Regions from separate parts of the Homo sapiens genome. Here all the other regions are linked to region 2. Evidence: chromatin loops called from intact Hi-C (ENCODE). Cell type or tissue: mammary epithelial cell. All regions are shown on one strand. Links, peaks and the distances in the headings refer to the core of each region. The heading gives the core; the rest is flanking DNA.

What was found. Hi-C counts contacts between places; a loop is a spot of excess contacts. Peaks named below come from ENCODE experiments on the same cell type or tissue, not always from the same donor. Only the 100,000 strongest peaks of a DNase experiment are listed, where the experiment ranks them.
Region 1: it touches region 2 in a loop (2.7-fold over the local background); 2 of 110 quality-filtered maps call a loop at or near these places.
Region 3: a loop joins it to region 2, with 3 times the contacts of the local background. A loop is called at or near these places in 24 of 110 quality-filtered maps.

The regions. Positions count from the first base shown.
Region 1 is chr11:86,226,117-86,234,638 of GRCh38, forward strand. No RefSeq gene overlaps it. Among named protein-coding and RNA genes, the nearest start is that of EED, 14 kb to the right of the region's middle. In mammary epithelial cell, for the core only: a CTCF peak has its summit at 4,252; DNase peaks (open chromatin) are centred at 4,285 and 5,005; H3K27ac peaks cover 892 bases.
Region 2 is chr11:85,690,759-85,699,280 of GRCh38, forward strand. It overlaps SYTL2 (synaptotagmin like 2), which reads right to left. Exons shown (of 20, transcript NM_206927.4): 18 at 7,221-7,320; 19 at 5,425-5,630; 20 at 3,471-4,582. The coding sequence ends at 4,437. Among named protein-coding and RNA genes, the nearest start is that of CCDC89, 8.8 kb to the left of the region's middle. In mammary epithelial cell, for the core only: CTCF peaks have their summits at 3,817 (motif pointing right) and 4,690; no DNase peak of the experiment used is centred there.
Region 3 is chr11:85,839,998-85,848,519 of GRCh38, forward strand. It overlaps a transcript of SYTL2 not described here. Among named protein-coding and RNA genes, the nearest start is that of CCDC83, 11 kb to the right of the region's middle. In mammary epithelial cell, for the core only: no CTCF peak of the experiment used is centred there; DNase peaks (open chromatin) are centred at 4,634 and 5,224; H3K27ac peaks cover 858 bases.

The sequences.
Region 1 (8,522 bases), core at 2,191-7,190, 540 kb after region 2:
AACAATGTTAGTAGGGAGAGACAGGCAATTAGTTTAAAAACAAAAATAGATGTAAAAATTGAAGATGATAAATGTATGTAGTGATGGGATAAATTGTTCAGGAATAATGACAATTCTGAGGAACAAATGTCTGATCATGCAATCACTCATATATCTATGCTATCAACAATAATAAGCAAGAAGAATAAAAAAATTGTCAGAAGGAAAGGCTTTATGGGTGTACAGCTAGAGAAGGAATATTAATGTCAGATGCCAGAATCAAGTTAATTCTGGATAAAAACATCATTTGTTTAGGAACTTGAGGACTGAACATGATAAAAATGCACCTGATGGAACTTTTTACATAGCCACACTTAAGTTCTGTAGTTTAAGGACATCATAGCTGCCAAGGAGATTTCTACACTTGCAGCCATCACCAAAGAGGGAGATTTCCTTCCTAAACATATGTTCAACGTGGTGGAAACTAGTATATGAGAAAAGATAGCTGAGAGATTGTACAGGAAGTAGAATAGAGCATGTCTAGTCTGTGATGTTGAAGGCAAACTAATTTTTTAAAGCAATAATTATAAATGTTTATAATTCAAATAGTATAAAAAAGACACACAGTAAAAACCAACTTTTCCTTCTTTCCTATACCCCCAGTTCCCTGCCTAAAGGTGACCTTTATTAGGAATTTAAATATTTCCTTTCATACACATAAGGGCACATTATACACACTGTTCTGTAACTTTTTTCCCATGTAATATATTTTGGAGATTGTTCTATATCAATTCATATAGATATACCTTATTTATTTTAAAGACTACATTATAGATATACTATAACTTATATAATCAATACCCCATTGATGGATCTATATTGTAGTCTTTTGCTATTACAAACAGTAAGTGTGCTGGTTCTCTTCAGAGAACTTATCTGGTGGAATTCCATCCAGGGCTTGCAAACATAAACATCTCTTAGTTCTTTTGGTCTTGCGAACAAATAAACTTAGAAAGAGCCATTTGGAAATGAACTTGTTTGTTACTAGAGAAGAACTGTGTGGAGAGAGGGCAAATGTGGCAGAATGCCCAGCAGAAAAACTAAATAGAAAATTAGGTCAGGATTGCTTCTCAGCCTTTTGACTAAGATCAAGTATAAAAATTAGGCTGGGTGCGGAGGCTCATGCCTGTAATCCCAGCACTTTGGGAGGCCGAAGTGGGTGGATCACTTGAGGCCAGGAGTTCAAGGTTATAGTGAGCTATGATTGTGCCACTGCACTCCAGCTTGATTGACAGAATGAGACCATGTCTCTAATAATAATAATAATAATTTTAAAATAATTAACAAGATCATAAAGGGCTTCATCTAATAACATAAAGAATTTGACCTTATCCTAAAAGACATGCAGAGCCAGATTGGTGTTAAGCAGAATGACAGGATTATATGGAAAGTTTACTATAACTACAATGAGAATAGATTAGAGGAGAACCAGTAAAGACAGAGAGTGGCCAGAAGAGGGACTATTCAAGTCATCCAAGAAATAATTTATGAGGATTTTAACTGAGGTGATAGCAATGGAAATGGAGAGGAGGCGATATGATGTTAGAAAACCGTGAAGGGATAACATCTACAGACCTTTGGCTGATCTGACAGGGGTCTGATTGGATGGGCAGAATCTAGGATGAATACCAGGTTTCTGGATTGGCTCACTTAGTATTAGTCACCACATCAGAAAGGAACAAGTACAGGGGGAAAGATGATTACTTGTGTTTTGGATGTTTGACCTTCTGGGGCCTACAGGTGGTTATATCCAATAGGCGGTAGAATATATAGGTCCAAAGCTCAACAAGAGCGCTACATACCAAAAGCAGACATCCACGTATGTATATGACGGGTGAAACTGAGAATGGAACAGGCCACCTGAGGATTACATAACCTTAATAGGACAAAAGGAAAAGTGGGGAGAACTCTAGAAAAAGAGACCTTTAGGTGGGAGGCAAAGCAAAAGGAGCCAAGGAAGGAAGACAAGGCCTTGGATGAACATTCAAAAATGAAATAAAACTTACATTGGCATAATAAAGGTTTCAAAGGCAGATATTCTTATCAGAGTCTCATGTGATTGGTGACTTAAGCTCTTAGATGACTAGCCCAGGTTTGCTCCGCTTTTAAAATAGCCAAGCTGAGAGTTTAACCCAAGGCTTTCCCAAATTCTAGTGATGATTTTTCCACCTTACTGGCTCCAAATTCCTTATTATCCATAGGAATTTAAAAAATAAGGTCACAAACTAGAAAACCAAGAATTTGAATAATAAGGTCACAGACTAGCAAAACCAGGAAAGCAGAGATGGGAAAGAGATGATACCAGTACAGTACCAACCTCATCAATAACTCCTATTCTCAGGTTTTTGCACGTTAGGAAATAACGTCTCAGAAAAGTTAAAATAACAAAACCACAACCCCAAAAAAAACCCTACCATAAAATCCTAAAACTCCAATTTTCCTTCTTCAGCACTCACATGCAAAGAAACATTAACTCTGCATAGGGATGTGTATGCTCAGGATTTTAATAATAAAGCCATCAGAAACTAATATTATCTTTTTCTGTACTATGGTCATTAGAGGGAGAACCATGAGGCTACTTAAGCCTTGTTCTACCTCACAAAATGTTCTTTGTTTTATGCAAATGTACTGGCTGTGGGAGATATTAGATGTCATTTTCATGAGTATGACATGAGTAAGTGTTAGAGGTAAGTTGACAATCTCCTTGTAAAGATATTAGCAAAACAGTATTATTATGACCCCGCAACACCTTAGAAATATTTTCACTATAATCCATCTTGTGATAATTACACCTGTTTTACTGGAATTTGACCTGAAAGAATAGAACTTGGTCAACAAGTTTCCAATCTTGTTGAAAGGGTACATTTTTGCAGCTGACATGAAAAAAAATTTTTTTAAGTAATGTGTAGGTTGGGCACGGTGACTCATGCCTGTAATTCTAGCACTTTGGGAGGCCAAGGTGGGAAGATCACTTGAGCCCAGGAGTTTGAAACCAGCCTGGGCCACATGGCAAAACCCCATCTCTACAAAAGATAGAAAAAAAAATTAGCCAGACATGGTGCTGTGTGCCTGTGGTCCTAGCTACTTGGGAGGCTGAGATAGGAGGATCGCCTGAGCCTAGGAGGTCAAGGCTGCAGTGAGCCATGCTCGTGTCACTGCAGTCCAGCCTGGGTGACAGAATGAGACCATGTCTCAAAAAAATAACAGAAGAAAACAAAACAAAACAAAGCAAACAAACAAAAGAAAGTAAACAAACAAAAGAAAAATTTTAAAAATAATATGTGTAGTATAAAGCTGAGTTGTATACTAGTGTACTGCAATTGGGTAGATTCCAAATGCAGGTTTGAACAAGGTTATTTCAAGGTCTTTCTCCTTATGTGGATTAGTGAGCCTGTGGAAGAGGTCTCGACCCAAAAGCTTCAACCTGTAAAAGTGGTTTCAGCTGGAGTAATTGTGTTCTCACCGTGGGAAAAAGCCTTTCAGTCCTTGCAATAGCAAATTTCAGGAGCTGACATCTTTTAAATCCTCTAAACAAGTCAATATAAATTAGGGTAGTAGGCAGAAAGATAATACTGATTTCATTCATTCAGAAAATGTTTGTTGAGGCCAGACACAGTGGCTCACACCTGTAATCCCAGCATTTTGGGAGGCTGAGGCAGGAGAATTGCTTGAGGTCAGGAGTTCAAGACCAGCCTGGCCGACATGGCAAAACCCCATTTCTACTAAAAATACAAAAATTAGCTGGGCGTTATGGCACACGCCTGTGATCCCAAGTACTCGGGGGGTGCTAAGAGAATAGCTTGAACCCAGGAGGGGTTTGCAGTGAGCTGAGACTGCGCCACTGCACTTCAGCCTGGGTAACACAGCGAGATTCTGTCTCAAAAAAAAAGAAAAGAAAAGAAAAAGAAAACATTCATTGAATGTGAAGTCACTACAGAAATCACAATGAATGAGAAATGGATTCTGCCCACAAGTAACTTAGCCTGGGGTGGGGACATGGCGCACCTAATTAGCTGGGTTGAGGCTGACATTTCTGTTAGGAACTTGAAGTACAGGTATTTTGTATTGTTAATCCACAGTCTTAGGAGTGTAGACCAAGAAACATGGCATGTAGCAAAGTTGGCATCCTAATATAAATGTCGAAAAGCTCAGTTGGTATTTTCTCACTGTTACCTGGAGCCACTTGCTCTTCCTCCTCCCAGTGGAAAGCTCCTTCCCTGCAATTCCAGCAGCACTTTCAGGATGTGGCCTCTGAGAGATTACATATTTTTTAGTCATCAAAGGGCAACCTGGCTCCACTGAGAGTGTTAACTGGACACATTTACCAGAGTACAATGTAACTTCCAACTAGTGATTTGGCTTGCCTCTCTTTTCCCTCTCCTAAGGAAATAATCAGAGCCCATATAAACATGCACATGCAAGTATGTAAATATACATGGAAAGAACAGGAACCATCTAAATGACAAAGAGCAGGGGTGTGGTTAAATAAATTGTGGCTATCTTTATGATATAGTACTATGCAGCCATTAAAATGCTATTACAGGAAAACAAAGAAATATATATCTATCATATACTGTCATAAAAATTGCTTATAAAATTATAACATGGTATGAATTATATTTTCCAAATATGTGTGTATTCATGTTTGTGTGTGGACAGAAAAAGCCAAAAAAAAAAATAGAAGACTCTGATATTAATAGTGGCCATCTCTGCATAGAATTACATGAGTTTTCTTCTTGGTGCTTTTCTCGTGTTTTCCAAATTATCCAAAATGTACATGTGTTACATTTATCCAAGATGTACATGTGTTACTTTCACTATATTTTAAGAATAAAAAACAAAAAGTGGTCTAGTTCTTCCTATTTTGTAGCTCTCTTTGACAAAGAAGTTTCACCAAATTCCTCAGGGGCTGGAACAGAAAGCTATTTTAGTGATGCCAACTGTGCCAACTCAAAACATTACTCAGAGAACTTGTTGCTGAAGGCAAAAAAGAGTCACTTCCTATCTTGTCTTGGGGAACACTCACCAGGAGCTGCAGGAAATCTTCAAAGATCTTTTTGTTGTTTTTGTTCAAGGGTTTTTAATTCTGTTATCTCTGGGGCCTCACAAGCAATACCAAAGTCTCTGCCATATCTCCCAGTATACCAAGTGGCCATGTGTAAGTAGGTTTATTGGTGGCCTTGAGTAATATCCCAGAGTTTCTGAGAGAGACTGGCAAAATGGGCTCTATCTGGAGTCAGAACAGCATAATTTAAGAACACAGAATCTGTAGGCAAACAGATCTTAGTTGAAATCCAAACTCTGAAATCTATTAATTATATGGCCTTGGATATATTACTTAATCTCTTTGTGTCTCAACTTCCTCATCTGTCAATTAGAACAAATAATATCTACTTATAATGTTTCTATGATGGGTAAAAGTTACAATACATTAAGTTAAGTATTTAGCAAACTGTATTGCTCATCGTAAGCAACAATGAATGAAAGCTATTATATTACTACAATAAGTAACATAAAAGAGAGAAAAATAAGTGTCATGAGAGATCAAGAAAATGCACAATTAGTCCTGGTTGAAAAGATGGCAAAAGGCTTTGTGGAAGGAGAGAATTTAGATATTCTACTTTTTATTTCTTTATTTTAAATTTTATTAGAGATGAGGTCTCACTATGTTGCCCAGGCTGCAGTATGTTGCCCATGCTGGATTGCTCAAGCAATCCTCTCACCTCAGCCTCCTGAGTTGCTGGGACTACAGGTGTGTGCCACCACACCAAGCTCAGAACATTTAGATGTAGCTGTGCTTTTTAGTTTAATACCAAAAATTACATATGTGTGCTAACCAAAACCCTGGCAACTTAATGATTAAAACCTTTACCCAACTTTGTACATTGTAGCATTTCGTACCACTCAGAGTTTACATTTTAAACTTTATTTTAGGCAGTGTTATTACAAAATAGTGTGGTACAAATAATTACCCTGCTAAATTAGGAAAAAAGAGAGAGAGAGAAAGTAATAGTCTACATAGAAGATATAGTAAATTGACCTTATTAAATCTGTTTCTTCCTCCAAAACTGGGGTGGGGGTGCAGCTCTTAATGAAGAGTATTACCTCCATCCCCCCTCCACCCCAGGGTGTTTGGAAATCTGTGCATGGTTTTGTTCAGTTGTCACAATGATTGGGAGAGCTATTAACATTTATGGGTTGGGGCCAGAGATGCTAAATGTCCTGCCATGCTCAGGACAATCCGCTACATCCAAAAGCTGTTCTGCCCTAAATGCTAATAGCACTCCTTTTGAGAAATACCATTAGAAATACTATTAGAAGGTCTCCAATGGCCTTTCCAGCTCTACAAGTTTGTTAGTGAATTCTATTCATCCCTTTGAACTAGCATTTCTTTAGTATTCTAAATGTCAAATTTAATTAACAGGCAGACAATATGAACTAACTAAGCATCTGTAAGGGTTAATTTTGGCTTGGCCACTGTGTTCAGCTATTTGGTCAAACATTATTCTGAATGTTTCTGTGAGGGTGTTTGGATGAGAATGACATTTAAATCAGTGGACTCTGAGTAAAGCAGATCACCTTCCATAATGTGGGTGGGCCTTATTCAATCAGTTGAAGGTCTGACTAGAACAAAAGACTGACCTTCTGAGCAAGAAGGAATTCTGCCAGCACATGACCTTCAGATTAGAACTGTAGATTTTGTGCTTTCCAGGCTCCATAATAGCATGAGCCAGTTACTTAAAATAAATCTGTCTCTCTCTATATATGTACACATACACTACTTGTTCTTTTCCTCTGGGGAAGGCTAATACAGCATCCTTATTCCTGGGCATAAGATTCAGAAAATATGAGAAGGAAAAATGAAGATAATGCAAATTATCTCCACTGTTTACCCTGGATATAGATTGCCGTGATCTCATTTTGTGCACACCTCAAATGCTGAAATGCAACATTTGAAGTATTTGGGTTTCAGGATGCCTCTGAGCATTTTACTGAGCATGTTTTCCTCTGCACTTCTAAACTCATGTGTACTTTGAAGAATATAATCCATGTTTCTGAGTCATTTACACTTAACTCATCAAAGTCTTGATTCACAATTATTTGACACTCTGCACCTTATTAGTGCTTGAACTCGCTCTATCAAATCTTTGTTCTAAGTCACCTTTTGGTCCCTCAAAGAAAGAAAGTAAAGTAAGAACCCATGTTAGAGTAAATTCAAGATATTTAATTTCTAATTTACCCCTTTTCAAGGAAAATATATTTTTACTAATATCTTCATTTGTAAAAACTTGTTGTTTTAACCCTATTTAAGATTTTCTCCCAGACAAGTTTTTAAGTATACACATATCTTTGAATTAAAAGCAGCAAGTAATTTTTACATAAAACCTATTAAGTATATTTATTTTCTTGCTTTGTTTATATGTACTGATGGTAGATTAGCGTCAAGGTCAGTGAAATCACATGCAACCTATTTTAAAAGTTGTTTTTTTCATTTATTTTCTTTTAATGCTCACACTGTTTTGCAAAGTCTGTGTAATTTCATATATGTAATTACTCTTTCAACACAAAAATTCCCTGATGTTGGCTTATTTCAACAAAAAACAGCATTATATCTGATCCAACAGGCTAATTCTCCTGAGACATCTTATAGTAACAAACCAATATGAACGTAAAAAAAAAATTTACAAAGAAATTGGGAATACAGTTTTGCATTTCTAAGGGTCTAGCCTCACAGTGCTAAGTTAAATTTCAGATCTCAACTTCTCTGCATAATTCACAGAAAAAAAATAAAAGTGGCTGGGCGCGGTGGCTCACACCTGTAATCCCAGCACTTTGGGAGGCCGAGGTGGGAGGATCACAAGGTCAGGAGTTCGAGACCAGCCTTATCAACATGGTGAGACCCTGTCTCTACTAAAAATACAAAAAAATTAGCCGGGTGTGGTGGGGCACGCCTGTAGTCACAGCTACTCAGGAGGGTGAGGCAGGAGAATCGCTTGACCCCAGGAGGCAGAGGTTGCAGTGAGCTTAGATCGTGCCACTGCACTCCAGCCTGGGCATCAGAATAAGACTCCGTCTCAAAAAAAAAAAAAAAAGAAAAAAGAAAAACAAAAAAAGTAAAAATAAATTTCAGATCTCAGGACTCTTTGGGCACTGACTTTAATTTATAGATAGGAGTGAATTTCTTATGGCTGATTAATAAACTTTCAGACAATATAAAGATTACAAAGGTTGGGAGGCTGAGGCAGGAGAATCGCTTGAACCTGGGAGGTGGAGGTTGCAGTGAGCCGAGATTGTGCCACTGCACTCCAGCCTGGATGACAGAGCAAGACTCCATCTAAAAAAAAAAGAAAAAAAGAAAAAAAGTTTACAAAATGTTAAAATAACAACAAAACTCCCATTTATCTGGCTTTAATTCCCAGTTTTATTTCAGAATTAGGCATTTATCTGTAATAATCCTGACTTTAAGATAATAACGGTTAATT
Region 2 (8,522 bases), core at 1,449-6,448:
TCCACTGAATTTATGTGGGGATGGGAACTGTAATAGTGCTGGTGAGTGGGTATTCAATGGAAAAAAAAGAAAGCAAAAATTTTGAGGCTAGTGGCAAGAGAGTGGTTGACTGGATAGAGGAGTGATAGTGGGAGGTGACTGATAGGGGTTTGAGGGATGGTGTCCACAATGACTTTTAAAAATAATATTACAGAATAATGAACTGAAAGCTGAGAGCATAGGAGATTTTGGTCAGAGTGGGATGTTTACATTTAATGCTTCAAAGGTGGAACTTCTCAGTTACAAGGAAGTTCATGGATTTGTGTGGCTGAAAAGGAACAGAGGTTAAGGATATTCAAATTGAGGAGGTCAAGGAACTAAGAAGCCAGGGTGTCTGATGAACATTCATATGCTGTGGAGCCAGGGGCCAGGGTCATCAATGAATGAGTTGAGAAGGATGGTAGAGGACAAGAATGAGTGGAAGGAATAATCATAATAGCAAACATTTACAGAATGCTATCTGTCAAAAGTGAGCACTATATTGATTCATTTATTTTCACCTATAGAGTAGGCACAATGTCGCCCCTTTCTTTCTTTCTTTCTTTCTTTTTTTCTTTTACAGATGAGACACAAAGAAGTTAGATAACTTGTCCAAGGTCACACAGCTACTAAGTGGTTTAACTGAGATTCAAATCCAAGCTACCTGTTTCTGGAGGTCACTTAACCATTACACTGTACTCCCTTCCTGATACAACTGGACAACACACATCCTTAGAAACATTTACAGGAAAAGAGAGGAGCAATGATCTGAAATCTGATCCCATATCCTGATTGAGGTACTGGGTGTGAGAGTGAGCTTTCTTTTTGTAAGGCTGAAGGAGAACCAGTTCTTTTGGAAAAAGCCAGCCAAAGAAATAGAGGGAATATATTGTCTGTGATTGAATCAAGTATGTGGGGACTTTTTTTTTTATAAAACAAACTAGTGAATAAGCCTGGGAGAGAGTGAAGATGAGAGTAGATGAGAGACCAATCCCAAAGCAGAATGGGAATGAAAGTACAGTGGTAAGAGATATTTGGGGCTTTTTACTTGTATAGTGAGTATGGATGCCAGGGATCTGCAAAGATGTCTAAGCAAGTTCCCTGGAAAATACAGCTGAGGAGAAGGGTGGTAGGCATCTCTCTGAAAGAAGCTAGCCTAGCCTAACAGTAACCATGCTTTGGGTGGACTGCTGGACCATGTGAGAAGTCCATGGAGTTCCCAGGATCCTCACCACCCACTTAGAAGCTAGAGTAGTCAGGGTAAATGGAAGAATTTAGGCCTCTCTGAAAAGAGTCAGCAGTGACCCTTAGAAATTTTACTTCTTTTTAAAAATAATGGTATTTTGAAATATTTTCACTTGAGGTAGAAACAAATTGCATGTATACCTAGCTCTTGATTTCACCAGTGTCTATATAACATCCCATTCTTCTAATAATGAACCATTTTCCTTTGGCCACAGGGTGGGCACATTACCCAGGCTAGGTGAATCATATTACACCATCCACAGTGAATGGTCCAATAGGTGGGCATATGACACAGACCTGGCCAGTTTCCACCATAGGTCTCTCAAGCTGAACCTAGGAAAGAGAAGTGCTTTAGCTGAGAGGTTGTGATGTTGAACCTGGCTGAGGTGCTATTTCTCACTCCCTGAAGAAAAGAGACCACATCTGAGTCTCTAGTTCCAGCCTGCAAGTCCCCAAAATAACCTAGGTTCCCGCAGTACTTCTTTACTCTGTGAGCTAACCCAGTATATTTCCAATAAATCCTCCTTTTTGGCTTATTACCAGTTGGGCTTCTGAAAAAAAAAAGCCCTAAAATATGCAGTTCAAGGAATGCCTCTAGCTTAGAAAAATGTACTTTGAAGTTTTAGGAGGGTCTTTGCCTAAAAGTTACACTGACTCAAAAGCATGTCAACCTGAGTTCACTAAAGAATTCAAGTTGCCTACATTTTTTTAAAGAGACAGGATCTCCTTCTGTCTCCCAGGCTGGAGTGCAGTGGCACAATCAAAACTCACTGCAGCCTCAAACTCCTAGGCTCAAGCAATTCTCCCACCTCAGCCTCCCAAGTAGCTAGGATTACAGGCACACACCACCATGCCCAGCTAATTTTTTTAGTTTTTCTAGAGATGGGATCTTGCTATGCTTCCCAGGCTGGTCTTGAACTTCTGGCCTCAATCAATGCTCTTGCCTCAGCCTCCCAAAGTGTTGGAATTACAAGCATGAGCCACCACACCCAGCCGTGCTTACATTTTATAAAGCATGAAGCTCACACTTAGCCTTCCTTTTGAACCAGGGAAGATTAAATTTATGATTTATATTTTTTTTTCATGTGAAACCTCTCCTTGGACTTCTTGAGGCAGTCAGAAGTGCTGTGGATAGATGCAAAGAAGGTGGGGGGTTCTATTTCCCACTTTGGTGTTTTGAAGATGAGGGATCGGGGGATAGGATGAGACAGGCAGTCCTGGTCCTAGATGGGGAGATAATGGAGCCAATCTCATTATTGCTCCAGAGCTGGCTGGATGCTGGTTTTACAGGTAACTGAAAGAAAGCCTGAGGAAGTAGCTTGTACTATGATCTGGCACAAGCCAGAACAGGGTTTGTGCTTCTACCGCTGTGCTCTAGAAGCGTGACTCTAATTAGCTCATTTTGCCCTTCCTTAAGGTCAGAGCGGGAATGATAAATAGAGCTAGACTAAGCACTCTAATAAAAAACCTGGGTTGGGAGGCCGAGGCAGGCAGATCGCAAGGTCAGGAATTCTCGAGACCAGCCTGGCCAACGTGGTAAAACCCCATCTCTACTAAAAATACAAAAATTGGCCGGGCATGGTGGTGGGCACCTGTAATCCCAGCTACTCAGGAGGCTGAGGCAGGAGAACTGCTTGAACCCGGGAAGCAGAGGTTGCAGTGAGCCGAGATCACGCCAGCGCACTCCGGCCTAGGTGACCAAGCGACACTCCATCTCAAAAAAAAAAAAAAAAAGACCTGAGGAGACAATGGAAAGGGCATTGACCTAGATTAGTCACTCTTATTGACAAGTGGGTAGAACGTTCTAGTATCTGTTCAGGAAGAACAGGCAAGCATTCTAGTTGTTTTCAATGACATTTATGAGATGCTTGTTGTAAGATCCCATGTTCGCCTGTCACTCAGGCTTTCTTGAACCTACATTAAATCAGTGCTTGTTTTCAGAAAATTAAGCTGGTTGGGTCCTAAGGGAGAGTAATGTGCTTCATATACTAAAATCATCCCCAAAGCATTTTAACTACTTAAAAAAAAATAAAAATCCTTGAGATCTGCTATGTCCTTTAAAACAAAATAAATAAAAATAAAAATCCTACTCTTAATAACATAGCCAAAGTTGCCCACTTAGGGGAGATGATGCCCAGAATTGCAGTGAAGACTGCAGAAACATTAGCCCAGAAGAAGTTCATTAGCCTTGTTAGGAAATTTAGATGTTTAGAATTCCTAAAATATTTTATTTAAAATGAGAAGTCACGCTAATTTTCTAATACAATTTAAATCAAATGATAATTTATTCTAAGGGTTTTTACAAAATACGAAAATTTTACATACATAAGAAGAACAGTATAACTGAGCAACTTACATTCTAATTAAAACTTTGTTGCAAAACATGTTTGTGACTACTCTTATGCTGCTTTCATATAGTAAAGTTATAAGAAAAACAATCATATATATGCAGGGTTTTAAAAAAATAAACTCATAAAAATACAGGCTTGAGACCTATTTTAGAATTAAGTCAAAACAAGCCAACAACTGAATTGTACCTATGGCCAGTGGGTGGCACTAAAATACATTTGAGGCTTGTTTTAACTGTTTGTTTTCTCAAGGCAGAAAAACACCAGTAGTTTCAGTCTCATTGCCCTAATATGGAATTCCATATTTTATTAGAGATTACAGAGTAAATAGTTTCTTAAGGTCCATTTTTTTTTTTATCATCACTGATGTCTGTCTCCATTCCCTGCTCCACTTTGAGTATCTTTCTGCGACTTTTTCCCACAACCTACAAAGGTCCTGCAAGGGTACCAGACCCTCTTAACTGTGGCACAGAATTGTGGTGTGAAACACATGATGGCAAACAAGAACATTTTGCTTCTTAACAATACCCCATGTTTAATGCTCTGGGGCAGCTTTTTCTTTGAAGCAGCAGCAGAAATTCAATTTTCCTAGCTTGTTCAAATATCTTATTTAATATTAGAGTCACAAATTACACATTTTGTTATATTTAAATCCCTTGGGCCTTGTAATCAAAGAAGCACATGCAGATTGACTTTTACATGCTGTGTAGTATTCCTTAGGTGCAATAGATAGAAAGTGAGGATATTTGTCCACCTACTCAGATTTTCAAGATCAGATTCCACCGGTTTAGTAGTTTTCAGTGGAGGAGCCAGTGGAATTTGGGCTCATTTGGAAATCTTGGCAATCAAAAGCATTCTGAGAGGCAGTGTTGCTTCAATCCAAGTATTGGGGGAGTTTACCATCTTCTCCCAGAGAGCAACTTCCTCTGAAGTAGAGTCCATCCAGTCCACTTCAGTCCCATAACTTTTACCTGAAAAAAGGAAGCTTTGCATTTAGAAAGAAACAGCTCATTGGGGGTAGGGGAAAGAGGGAAAGTTATTCCCTAATTATAACCACCAGTGGAAGCTAGGAGGAGCTTTCTTCACTGGGAGGGCAGATGTGAGACTCAACATAAGGAAGAACTGTTCAATTGTCTGAGTGACTTCATGTTTGTAATCATTACCATAATTCCTAGAGCAATGATTTTTCTTCAAGTTAATGTAAAGGCCAGATGAAAATTCATCAGGGAATAAGGGAGTTGGGAGGACTCCTGCACTGGGTTGGAGATGACACTAGATAATCTCTAGGTTAGTGTGACTAAGGCTTTAGTGTCTAACAGACTCAATTTTGAATCTTGGCTCTGCCACTTTGTAGCTATGTTACTTACTTTCTTGGACTATCAGTTCCTTTGGGGTAACATTAGTAACTACCTCATAGACTTGTGAGGATTCAATGAAATAATGTAAATGAAGCATTTAATACAGTGACTGGTGCTCCAAAAATGTTATTGTTATTACTCAAAGCATATATTTAGCCTTGAAGGACCATAAATGTTTTTGCAGGGCAGACTAGTGATGAAGGCTTTTCTGTCCCTGCCACTGCCACAATAACTTAAACTCTATATGCAGAGACACTTCACCCTGTTAATCCTCATATCTGGAGCCCTTGGCATACAACCTGACATTTCTTTACTCATTTATTTCACTATACTTAAGAGATATCTGTTTTCAGGATATCTCGGTTTTCACTGGGAAGAAGCAAAGCAACAAACAAACCTCTAGTATCTCTAGAAAAATTTGGCTCATGGAGAATTAAAAATGTAGCAAACAGTACCTGTTCCAAAGCCAATACGAAGACCTCCCAAAAATTGGTTGGTTAATTTGTAATGGTCCCAGACAGTAAGCTCTACACAGGCTTCCATCAGATCTTCAGGCCTGAACCCATCATACACCATAGTGTGGTTGAAGATAGGGTTGGTGGTTTTCCCTACAGCTCTTGTCTTCTGGCGACTTTTCCTACTTGTATCTGGAAGGATGGTACTACAAAAAGAGGCATGATTGTGGGAGCATTTTAGTAAGATAGTGAACATTCATGCTTTCAATACATAACAACACAGCTATTAAAGATTGACAATGGAGGAAAAGATGTGGAGAGATAGTGGTGGTGGTGGTTTGGCAGACAGTGGGGTAGGGGGTAGGAACACATCATGCTGAAAAGACTCTGGACCTAGAGTCAGCTATACTTGGTTTGAATCCTGACTCTGCTACCTCCTGGGTATGCATTTTAGGGAAAGTTACTCAACCTTACGGACACTTGCTTCTTCATCTATAAAATGGGAATGGTGATGCTGATTTCATAAGGCTAAAATTAGAATTAAATAACATATGCAAAACACTTAGCTCCATGCCTGCATTTAGTAAGTGCTTAATATGCTAGTAATCATTTGAGGATTCCTTTAAAATTTGCAAGCACAGGCTATCCTGATTAGCTGTGATAGCCTAAGACATTTGTGTTATACAGAATAGAAAAAGAAGAGAAACCTCTCCAAATTGCTAGATTTGACTTTGGAAATAAATTATGTAATTTTTTTTTTACAATCACTTACATTTCATTTATGATAACAATTAAATGAACTTTAACCTACCATGCCTCTTGTAAGTGGCAATATAAGACAATACAAGTGGCAACACAAGGCAAGAAGGTCTGTGAATGGTCTCAGAATGTGACTGACTGACTTGGTCTTAGAATGAGGCTGACTTGAGCCAAAAAAATCTTACCAGCTGACATCTATAAAGATAATGTGTAGGGAAAATCATAAATAATATCATCTATGCTACTTAGATATATGTCACATATATATTTATTTATTTAATAGAGAAGGGGTTTGGCTATGTTGACCAGGCTGGTCTTGAACTCCTGGGCTCCAGTGATCCGTCCGCCTTGGCCTCCCAAAGTGCTGGAATTATAGGCGTGAGACACCTCGCTGTACCAGATATATGTCACATATATTTAAAAAGCTACAGTTGGTCTTCTGGTAGACTATATATAAATAAAATTAGAGAAACTAGGAGAGCATACTAATATCTGTTTAGTTATTATTTACTAGATGCCAGTCACTTTATATGTATAACAGAGAGAAGAGTTTGCCACTTAAAAACCCAAACTGTCTCAAGCTCTTAGTAAGGGTTGATTAGCAAATCATTTTCCAAATATCTGCAGTCTCATACAATGACCGTTTGCAAATAGGCCACAAAACAGGTGGGACAAAGGAGAGAAGGAATTCTCCCTGCTCCATAAAGGAGTCAAGGGGTGTGACATCTTACCATTAGAAATTTAATAAACTCTTTTGAACTGATTATTGCCCTCACCAACAGATGTTTTCCCTAGAACACATTACACATTGAGTATGAGGTCTCTAGTTTCATTTGACCTCTTACTTTATGATTTTAAAGCCAAATGAAGCCTTGAGAGTTCATGATATAGATTCCTCCAATTCATGTCTCCATTATCCCAAGTAAATTCATTTAAATTATGAATGATGAGTCAGTATTACAGATATAGAGAACCGAAACTAACCAGCAAAGACCAGGCTACAGAACTGTTGCAGACAGAGTCATCAATACTATTACCATTTAACAAAAGAATTTAGATGACTTCCCCTTAGCAGTGGTAGATCAAGGCATTCCTTCACCCAGATGTGCACTTCTCCAGTTGTAGGAAGCTTTTTACCTACAATAGAAAAAGAAGAGAAAATTTTCACTGCCAGTTCTCCCTTGGCAATACTGCGTCCAAAGATGTCAGCCTAAAAATGTTCTGGCATGGAGATACTAGCTAGTATTTGATGATATCATCTGAACTGATTAAATCTATACAGTCTTAACTAAGTCTTCATAATCTGGTTTTACTGAACTCGATAGCTCTATAAAAATAATTCATATTGGCTTTAAGTACCAAGTATTACATCATTAGCACATCATTCATTTGGGGTTTTGCTTGATTCAACAAAATCAAACACCAGGAATGTGAATCATCCATTTACAGTTATATTCAAAACATTTCAATGAAATGCATATACCTTGCAAACATTAATACCAGTATCAGTTGGTGCTAGTGGAAGACATTTAAAACATATTTGGGTATAAAGTAACCAAAACAGGTATTGGCTAAGGTATAGTCATTTTTAAGAGTAGTTATACTTTTTTTTTTGAGACAGGGTCTCACTCTGTCACCCAGGTTGGAGTTCAGTGGCACAATCATGGCTCACTGCAGCCTCAACCTCCTGGGCTCAAGTGATCCTCCTACCTCAGCCCTCCCAGAGGAGCTGCAACTACAGGCATGTGCCACCACACTTGGCTAATTTTTAAATTTTTGTAGAGACAGAGTTTCGTCATGTTGCCCAGGCTTGTCTTGAACTCTTAAGCTCAAGGGATCCACCAGCCTCAGCCTCCTAAAGTGTTGGGATTACAGGCGTGAGCCACCACCCCCAGTCAAGAGTGGTTAAACATTTTATAGGGATACTGTATGTACATACGTAATAGTTAATATTATGGGCAGATAGTTACTAAGAAGTTGGCTTAGTCTGAAATTGTTGTCTAGGCTGGGTTCATACGAACAGAGGAATGCCACCAGATTTTTCTGAATGGGTTAGCTCAATCAGTCAACCAAACAGTACTTAGTGAGGATCTATCATAAGCTCATCTCTATGCTATGCTAGGAACATCATTAGATATACAGAGAATACATGAAATAATCTATGCCCTTGGGAAATGTTTATAGTTATGTTGGAGAGAATAATTCAAATAAAATGATAAAAATGTAATATACAGTGAAACTCCAAGTTATTACTGTAATGTTCTAGAAGATGATATGATCAGTGAGATCTAATATAGTTAGGGAAAGCTTTATGGAGGAGATGGGGCTTCATCTAAGAC
Region 3 (8,522 bases), core at 2,315-7,314, 150 kb after region 2:
ATCTCATTATAGTTTTGATTTGCATTTCTCTGATGATCAATGATGTTGAGCACCTTTTTATATGCCTGTTTGCCATTTGTATGTCTTCTTTCAAGAAATGTCTATTCAAATCTTTTGCCCATTTCTTATCAGATTATTAGATTTTTTTTCCTATAGAGTCACCTGAGGTCCTTACATATTCTGGTTATTAATCCCTTGTCAGATGGGTAGTTTGCAAATATCTTCGCCCATATTGTAGATTATCTCTTCACTTTATTGATTGTATTCTTTGTTGCGCAAAAGCTTTTTAACTTGATGTGATCCCATTTGTCTGTCTTTGCTTTGCTTGCCTGTGCTTGTGGGGTATTACTCAAGAAAGCATTGCCCAGTCCAATGTTCTGGAGATTTTCCCCAATGTTTTCTTGTAGTAGTTTCATAGTTTGAGGGCTTGCACTCAACTGGGTATTGTCAAAAAATATCAGAGATCTGCTATCCAACTTCAAACTATACTACAGGGCTACCAAAACAGCATGGTACTGGTACAAAAACAGACAAACAGACCAATGGAACAGAATAGAGAGCTCAGAAATAAGGCCACACACCTACAAATACCTGTTCTGTAACAAAGGTGACAATAACCAACAATGGGGAAAAACTCCCTATTCAATAAGTGGTGCTGGGAAAACTGGCTAGCCATATGCAGATTGAAACTGGACCCCTTCCTAACATCAAAATTAACTCAAGATGGATTAAAAACTTAAATGTAAAACCCAAAACTATAAAAACCATGGAAGGCAACCCAGGCAATACCATTCTGGACATAGGCACAGGCAATGATTTCAAGATGAAGACACCAAAAGCAATTGCAATAAAACAAAAATTGAGCTTCTGCACAGCAAAAGAAACCATCAACAGAGTAAACAGACCAGCTAAGGAATGGGAGAAAATATTTTCAAACTATGCATCTGACAAAGGTTTAATATCCAGCATCTATAAGGAACTAACAAATTTACAAGCAAAAAACAACTCCATTAGAAAGTGGGCAAATGATATGAACAGACACTTCTCAAAAGAAGACAGACATGTGGCCAATAAACATGAAAAAAAGCTCAACATCACTGATCAGCAAATCAAAACCACAATGAGACATCATCTCACATCAGTCAGAATGGCTGTTACTAAAAAGTCAAAAAATAGATGCTAGTGAGGTTACAGAGAAAAAGGAATGATTATACAAGGTTGGTGGGAGTATACACTAGTTCAACCATTGTAGAAGACAGTGTGGCAATTCCTCAAAGACCTAAAAACAGAAATACCATTCAACCCAGCAAACCCATTACTGGGTATATACTCAAAGGAATATAATCGTCCTACTACAAAGACACATGCACGCATATGTTCGTTGCAGCACTATTCACAATGGCAAAGACATGGAATCAACCTAAATTACCATCAATGGTAGACTGGATAAAGAAAACGTGGCACACATACACCATGGAATACTATGCAGCCATAAGGAAGAATAAGATCTTGTCCTTTGCAGGGAAATGGATGGAGCTGGAGGCCATTATCCTTAGCAAACTAATGGAGGAACAGAAAACCAAATACCACATGTTCTCATTTATAAGTGGGAGCTAAATGATGAGAACACATGGACACATAAAGGGGAACAAGACACACTGGAGCCTATCAGAGTATGGAGGGTGGGAAGAGGGAGAGGATGAGGAAAAATAACTAACGGGTACTAGGCTTGGTACCTGGGTGACAGAATAATCTGTACAACAAATCCCCATGACACAAGTTTACCTATATAACAAACCTGCACATGTACCCCTGAACTTAAAATAAAAGTTAAATTTTAAAAAATCAAGTGATTTATGTGAATTCAGATGTCACAATAACATAGAGGTTTTATTACACAGGTGTAACTTATTTGTCAGGTACTACTTTCTGGCATTCTCACAGTATGGCATGCCTGGTTTACTTTCTGGAAAGAATAATCATTTATTCATTTATCCAAACATTCGCTAAATATCTCTGACCACCTTTTACATGTCAGGCCCTGTGCTAGGCAATGGTGGTATAATGGTGAAGCAGAGAGACATGGTCTACACCCTTACAGAGTTAAGAGATTAGCTTGAAAGACTGACACTGAATGAGTTCATTTCAAGGGTAAGGAGAGCTACAAAGGGGAGGTCAAGTGCATTCTGAAAGCTGTGGTCACTCCAGTGGCTGCCCATATCCCCTCAGCATTCACCAGGCAAACCCTTAGCTTCTTCCTGTAAGCACCTCAATACTCAGTCCTGAGTGAGGACTTCTCTGACCTGCAGTGGGTAGGGGCATGGTTAGCCCCTGTAGGCTATTGGGGCCGGGGAATCGATGCCCTCAGGACCATCCTCAACTGATGATAAATGAGAGTTAACCACCCAGCTTCCTCACCCTTTGGGTAAGACAATTCTGAGCGTATTTTCTCCTGTCTCCCAGGGTTCTCAGTGAAACCAAGCCCCAGTTACCCATCTCCCAATAACTTGTTTGTTAGCGTATCCTGATTGGCTTTTCTTCCTCCCTCATCTCCCCATTTTCCTACCATAGCTTTCTAAGACTCCCTCCCTAATAAACTACTTGCACTAAAACCCCCATATAAGGGTGTTTTTGGGGGAACCCAACTGGAGCATATAACAAGGGGACCTGACCTAGACCTGGGTGGGCCTGGATCTTGGAGGGCCTTATCAGCCATGTCAGAAACTCTTTCCTAAGAGATCTGTGGAAAGTCATTTATGGTCTTAAACAAGGGAATGGGTCTGTGGAAGAATGCGAAGACAGGAATGAATTCAGGATAGCTGGGTAGGAAGCCATCTCATCAGTCAACTCAGGAAAGATTGGGACCTGTACTAGGGAGGAGGCAGTGAAGAGAGAGCCTACCATAGTGCCTAGCTCATAGTAGCTGCTCAACAAATATCATCCAAAATACTTTTGGATGAAAATTAATGACTCGGTTAAATCTACTGTAGAATGTGTTCAGTTCCAGCTGTGGCCAATGGAATCTGTCAATAGACTGCTGAAACTTGAAGCTTGTTTAGATCTGGAGGTGAGGAAAATTAAAGAGTCTAAAATGGGCCAGGCATGGTGGCTCATGCCTATAATCCCAGCACTTTGGGAGGCCGAGGCGGGCAGATCACTCGAGGTCTGGAGTTCAAGACCAGCCTGGCCAACATGGTGAAACCCTGTCTGTAATAAAAACACAAATTGGGTGTGCTGACACACTCTTGAAATCCCAGTTACTTGGGAGGCTGAGGCAGAAGAATTACTCGAACCTGGGAGGCAGAGGTTGCAGTGAGCCAAGATCATGCCACTGCACTCCAGCCTGGGTGACAGAGCAAGATTCTGTCTCAAAAATAAAAATAAAATAAAAAATAACAGTCTAGAATGACTCCTAATCTTCAGGTTTGAAAAGCTAAGTGGAGGCTGGTGTCATTTACTAAATACGGAACATAGCCTTGAGGAGGAGGGGCAAATTGGAGGGGGTGGAAGATAATGAGTTTGGGGCATGGTGCGACTGTGAGCCATCTAACTGATGCTGAGTGTGTGTGTGCAGGCTTGGAGCTGGGTCCAAGATGCATATTTGGGTCCCATCAAATTTAGACACTAACTAGGTGGAGAAAGCCCTCTCTGGTTACATGGGAAATGTGACACAGAAAAGTTTCACATTCTCCTACTTTCCAGCATTCTCACATAACAGTTAAAAGGCTACAAGGAAGAATTAACATTTATTGAGAACCTACTATGTGCCAGGAATTGTACCCAGTAATCTTCAGAACAGCCCTGAGAAGTATGCAATATTATGTCCATTTTATAGATAAGGAAATTGAGACACAGAAAGGTAGAGTAACTCATCCAAGGTCACACAACTAGTAAGCAGCTTCAGAACCCTGAACTGACCCCAAGTTCATGTTCTTAAACAAAATAAGCATCAACAAAGTGTGGTTACAGAAAGTATATCTCTCAGTCTCACCAGATGCCTCAGTGGGTAGTTCCCAAAGTCAGGGGCATTCGATAGAAGAAGGATTTTTCAATTTCAGGGTCAAAGAATATTCTTCTCTGCAATACCCCTTTCAACTGTTGATGGCTTCACTTGGACAGCCTCCTCTCCAAGCAGTCCCCCTGTTGGTGACTCTATCGTGTAAGCCCTAGCTGAAGCCTCTCAATTTCTGTCTCAGTAAATTTGCCTTTTGTAGACATTTCATTTACATAGAATAAGAAAGTGGTCTTCTGGCAGTGGGTGTTCTTAGCTAGTGTGCTGTATAAAGGGTAAAATAGTATGTCCTCAAAACCATATGAAGCGTGTAGGGAGTAATTCACAACCTTATTATTCCCTTATTTAAAAATGGAGCACAGTACCTTGGGTTTGCTAATATTGGTACATATTCCTGAAAATGTCATTTTATTTTCCTTTCCATAAACACAGTTCTTAAAATATGGAAGTTAGAATGTATACTGCCTCATTCTCCAGATGTGAGGTAGTGTTACTCCACATATTCTCTGGTGGTGTGGTAATAGTAGTTTCATAGACTACTTCCTGGTGTGGAGGTGGGCATCTCACCTGAGTCATAGAAGACTTCAGAGATTAGGCAAGCTGATAACTTGAGCCAAAGAGATGAGGTCATTCTTTTTGCCAGTCACTGCAATCTTGCAAAGGGCAGAGCCTGAGACAAGCTCCTTGGACCAGAAACTGGAACCAAGTGAGTGACCCTTAGGCAAAAGAAAGATTGAAACTGTGGTCAGTGGAACTCATTCTGGAACCTGACCCTGTCCTGCCTGTTCCCAGCCTCCTCTACACTTGCCAGAGTGAACTTCTGTCATCATCACAGAGCCTGTAATCTTCTGTATGGCTCAGAGGACCCGCCATGATTTGTCCCTACTTGCTTCTCCAGCCTCCTGTCTCACTTCTCTCCTATCCCTGGGAGCCTATTATCCAACCATGGTAATCTCTTCTGCTCCATTAGAAACTCATCATTTTCGTTTTTACCTCTAGGGCTTTGTGTTTGCAATGCCCTCTGTCCCAGGCCCTCCCACTCAATGTTCCAGTCTTCCTGCACATTGTCAAGTTCCTGCTCATTGTCAAGTTTTAATTTAGATCTCAATTCCTCTGGAAAATTTTCCCTGACTCTCAAGACTGGATTAGGTTTTCCACAGCACCTTGCTTTTACCCCTTTTCTGGAAAGTATCCAACTGTTTTATAATTGCAGAATAACTTGATTGCTCATCACTTCCCCTAAAATGAGAACTCCTTCAGGCAGAGATAGAATCTGTCCAACATCTGACCTCATGAGTTACAACAAGCTACAACTGCCCAATGAAGTTGCTCCCAAATTCCTGATCCACAGAAACTGGGAGATAATAAATGATTATTATTGTCTTGAATTGCTAAATTTTGGAGTAATTTGTTGTGCAATAATAGACAACTAATACACTAACAAAACTAATTAGTTTAAAACAACAACCTGGGCTGGGTGCAGTGGCTCATGCCTGTAATCCCAACACTTTGGGAGACTGAGGCGGGAGGATCACTTGAGCCTAGGAGTTCAAGGTGAGCCTGGGCAACACAGAGAGACCTGGTCTCTACAAAAAAAAATTAAAAATAAATAAAATAGGCCAGGCGTGGTGGCTCACACCTGTAATCCCAGCACTTTGGGAGGCCGAGGTGGGCGGATCACGAGGTCAGGAGATCGAGACCATCCTGGCTAGCACAGTGAAACCTGGTCTCTACTAATACACACACACACACAAAAATTAGCCGGGCATGGTGGCAGGCACCTGTAGTCCCAGCTACTTGGGAGGCTGAGGCAGGAGAATGGCGTGAACCTGGGAGGTGGAGCTTGCAGTGAGCCAAGATCGTGCCACTGCACTCAGCCTGGGCAACAGAGCAAGACTCTGTCTCAAAAAAAAATAATAATAAAATAAATAAATAACATAAAACCACCACCACTTTATTACAGCTCACAGATCCTGTAGGTTAGTAATTGGTGATCTCTCGCTCCTGTGGCTTCAACTGAGATTAACTCAGCTATACTTAGAGGATGGATGGGCCAGCTGGGACAGTCCAAGATGACTTTGTTCACATGTCTGGCACTTTGTGGGTTATAAGGTGGGGTCAGCTAGAATGGTGGACCACAGTACCTATACTCAGCCTCTCCAGCATGGTTGTCTCATAGGAGATAGACTTCTTACATGGCAGCTGGCTTCCTCTAGAGCAAGTATCCCAAAAGAACCATGGGGAAGCTGCATGACTTTTTATAACCTAGCCTCAGAAGTAACACAGAGTCATTTCCATACTCTCTTGCTTACAGTAGTCATAAGACCACCAGATTCAAGGAGAGGGAACAGAGATGCCACCTCTTGAAGAGAGGAGTGTTAAAGAATATGAAACCTTTATTTATTTTGTTGTTGTTTCATTTCGTTTTGTTTTTTTGAGACAGAGTTTTGCTCTTGTTACCCAGGCTGGAGTACAATGGTGCAAATTCAGCTCACTGTACCCTCTGCTTCCAGGTCCAAGCGATTCTCCTGCCTCAACTTCCCAAGTAGCTGGGATTACAGGTGTGCACCACCACACCCAGCTAATTTTGAATTTTTAGTAGAGATGCAGTTTCACCATGTTGGTCAGGCTGGTCTCAAACTCCTGACCTTAGGTGATCCACGCACCTCAGCCTCCCAAAGTGCTGGGATTACAGAGGTGAGTCACCACGCCCAGGTTGAAACTATTTTTTTTTTTTTTTTTGAGATGGAGTCTCGCTGTCGCCCAGGCTGGAGTGTGCAGTGGCACAGTCTCGCCTCACTGCAACCTCCGCCTCTCGGGTTCAAGCGATTCTCCTACCTCAGCCTCCCAAGTAGCTGGGATTTACAGGCATGCACCACCACACCCAGCTAATTTTGTATTTTCAGTAGAGATGGGGTGTCACTATGTTGGTCAGGCTGGTCTCAAACTCCTGACCTCAGGTGATCCACCTGCCTCGGCCTCCCGAAGCGCTGAGATTACAGGCATGAGCCACCGTGCCCAGCCTGAAACCATTTTAAAAAAATTAACTTTGTTAAAGTACAATTTATATACAATAAAATGTACCCATTTTAAATATATAGTTCAATGGGTTTTAACAAATCTATACACCCTTGTAACCACCACCACAATCAAGATACAGAGCATTTCCTTTATTCCGGCAAGTACTCTCCTGCCCCCTTGCAGTCAATCCCACACCCCAGCCCCTGAGCTCAGGGCCATCACTGATCTGCTTCCAGGCTTTTCTAGAATTTCATATGATACAGCATATAGTTTTCACACTTGGCTTCTTCACTTAGCTCAATTCTTTTGAGACCCATCCAGGTTGTTGCATGTATCAATAGTTATTCCCCCCACCCTTTTTTTTTTCATTCCTAAGTGCTGGCAACATTCCTTTTTTTATTAAGTAGTATTACAAGCAGCTATGAACATTCATTTTCATTTGTCTTGAATAAATATCTAAGAGTGGGTTTGCTGGGTCATACAGTATATGTGTTTAACCTTATAAGAGACTGCTAAACTGTTTTCCAAAATGGTTGCACAATTTTGTTTTTCCATCAGGAATATATGAAAGTTCCAGTTACTCCACATCCTTGCCAACACATGGTATTGTCAGTCTTTTAGGGTTAGCCATTCCAGTAGGTGTGTAGTAGTATCTCACTGTGGTTTCAATTTGCATTTGCCTGATAACTAATGATATTGAGCATCTTTTCATGTGCCAATTGGCCATGAATATATCTATTTTTTGGAGCATCTATTCAAATCTTTTGGCATTTGTAATTAGTTGGTTTTTTTCCTATTGAGCTTGAGGAATTATTTATAAATTCTAGATCCCAGTCTTCTGGCAGGTATATGTATTGCAAACGTTTTCTTCCAGACTGTGGCTTGCCTTTTCATCTTCTTAAAACTAAAGAACAGCCTGGGCATGGTGGCTCACACCTATGATCCCAGCACTTTGGGAGGCTAAGGCGGGAGAATCGCCTCAGGTTGGGTGTTTGAGACCAGCCTAGGCAACAAGACAAGACCCCCATCTCTACAAAAAATAAAATAAAAAACTAAAAAATCAGTTGAGCATGGTGGCACGTGCCTGTGGTCCCAGCTACTTGGTAGGCTGAGGCAGGAGGATCACTTAAGCTTGAGAGTTTGAGGCTACAACGAGCCATTTCCATACTGCTGCATTCCAGCCTGGTGACAGAGCAAGACCCTGACTCAAAAAACAAACAAACCAAAAAAAGAAAAAAGAAAAAAAAAAAACCAAACCCTCAAGAGCAGATATTTTAAATTTAAATTTGATGAAGTTCAAGTTCTTTTTTTCTTTTTTGAATCATGTTTTTTGTGTCCTATATAACACTTGGCTGATGCAAAGTCAAAAAGATTTTTTGTCTTATTCTAGAAATTTTATAGTTTTCACCTTTATGATTCATTTTGAGTTAATTTTTTGTATGGTTTTTGGTCTGAGTGAAGCTTCATTTTTTTTTTCCAAATAGATATC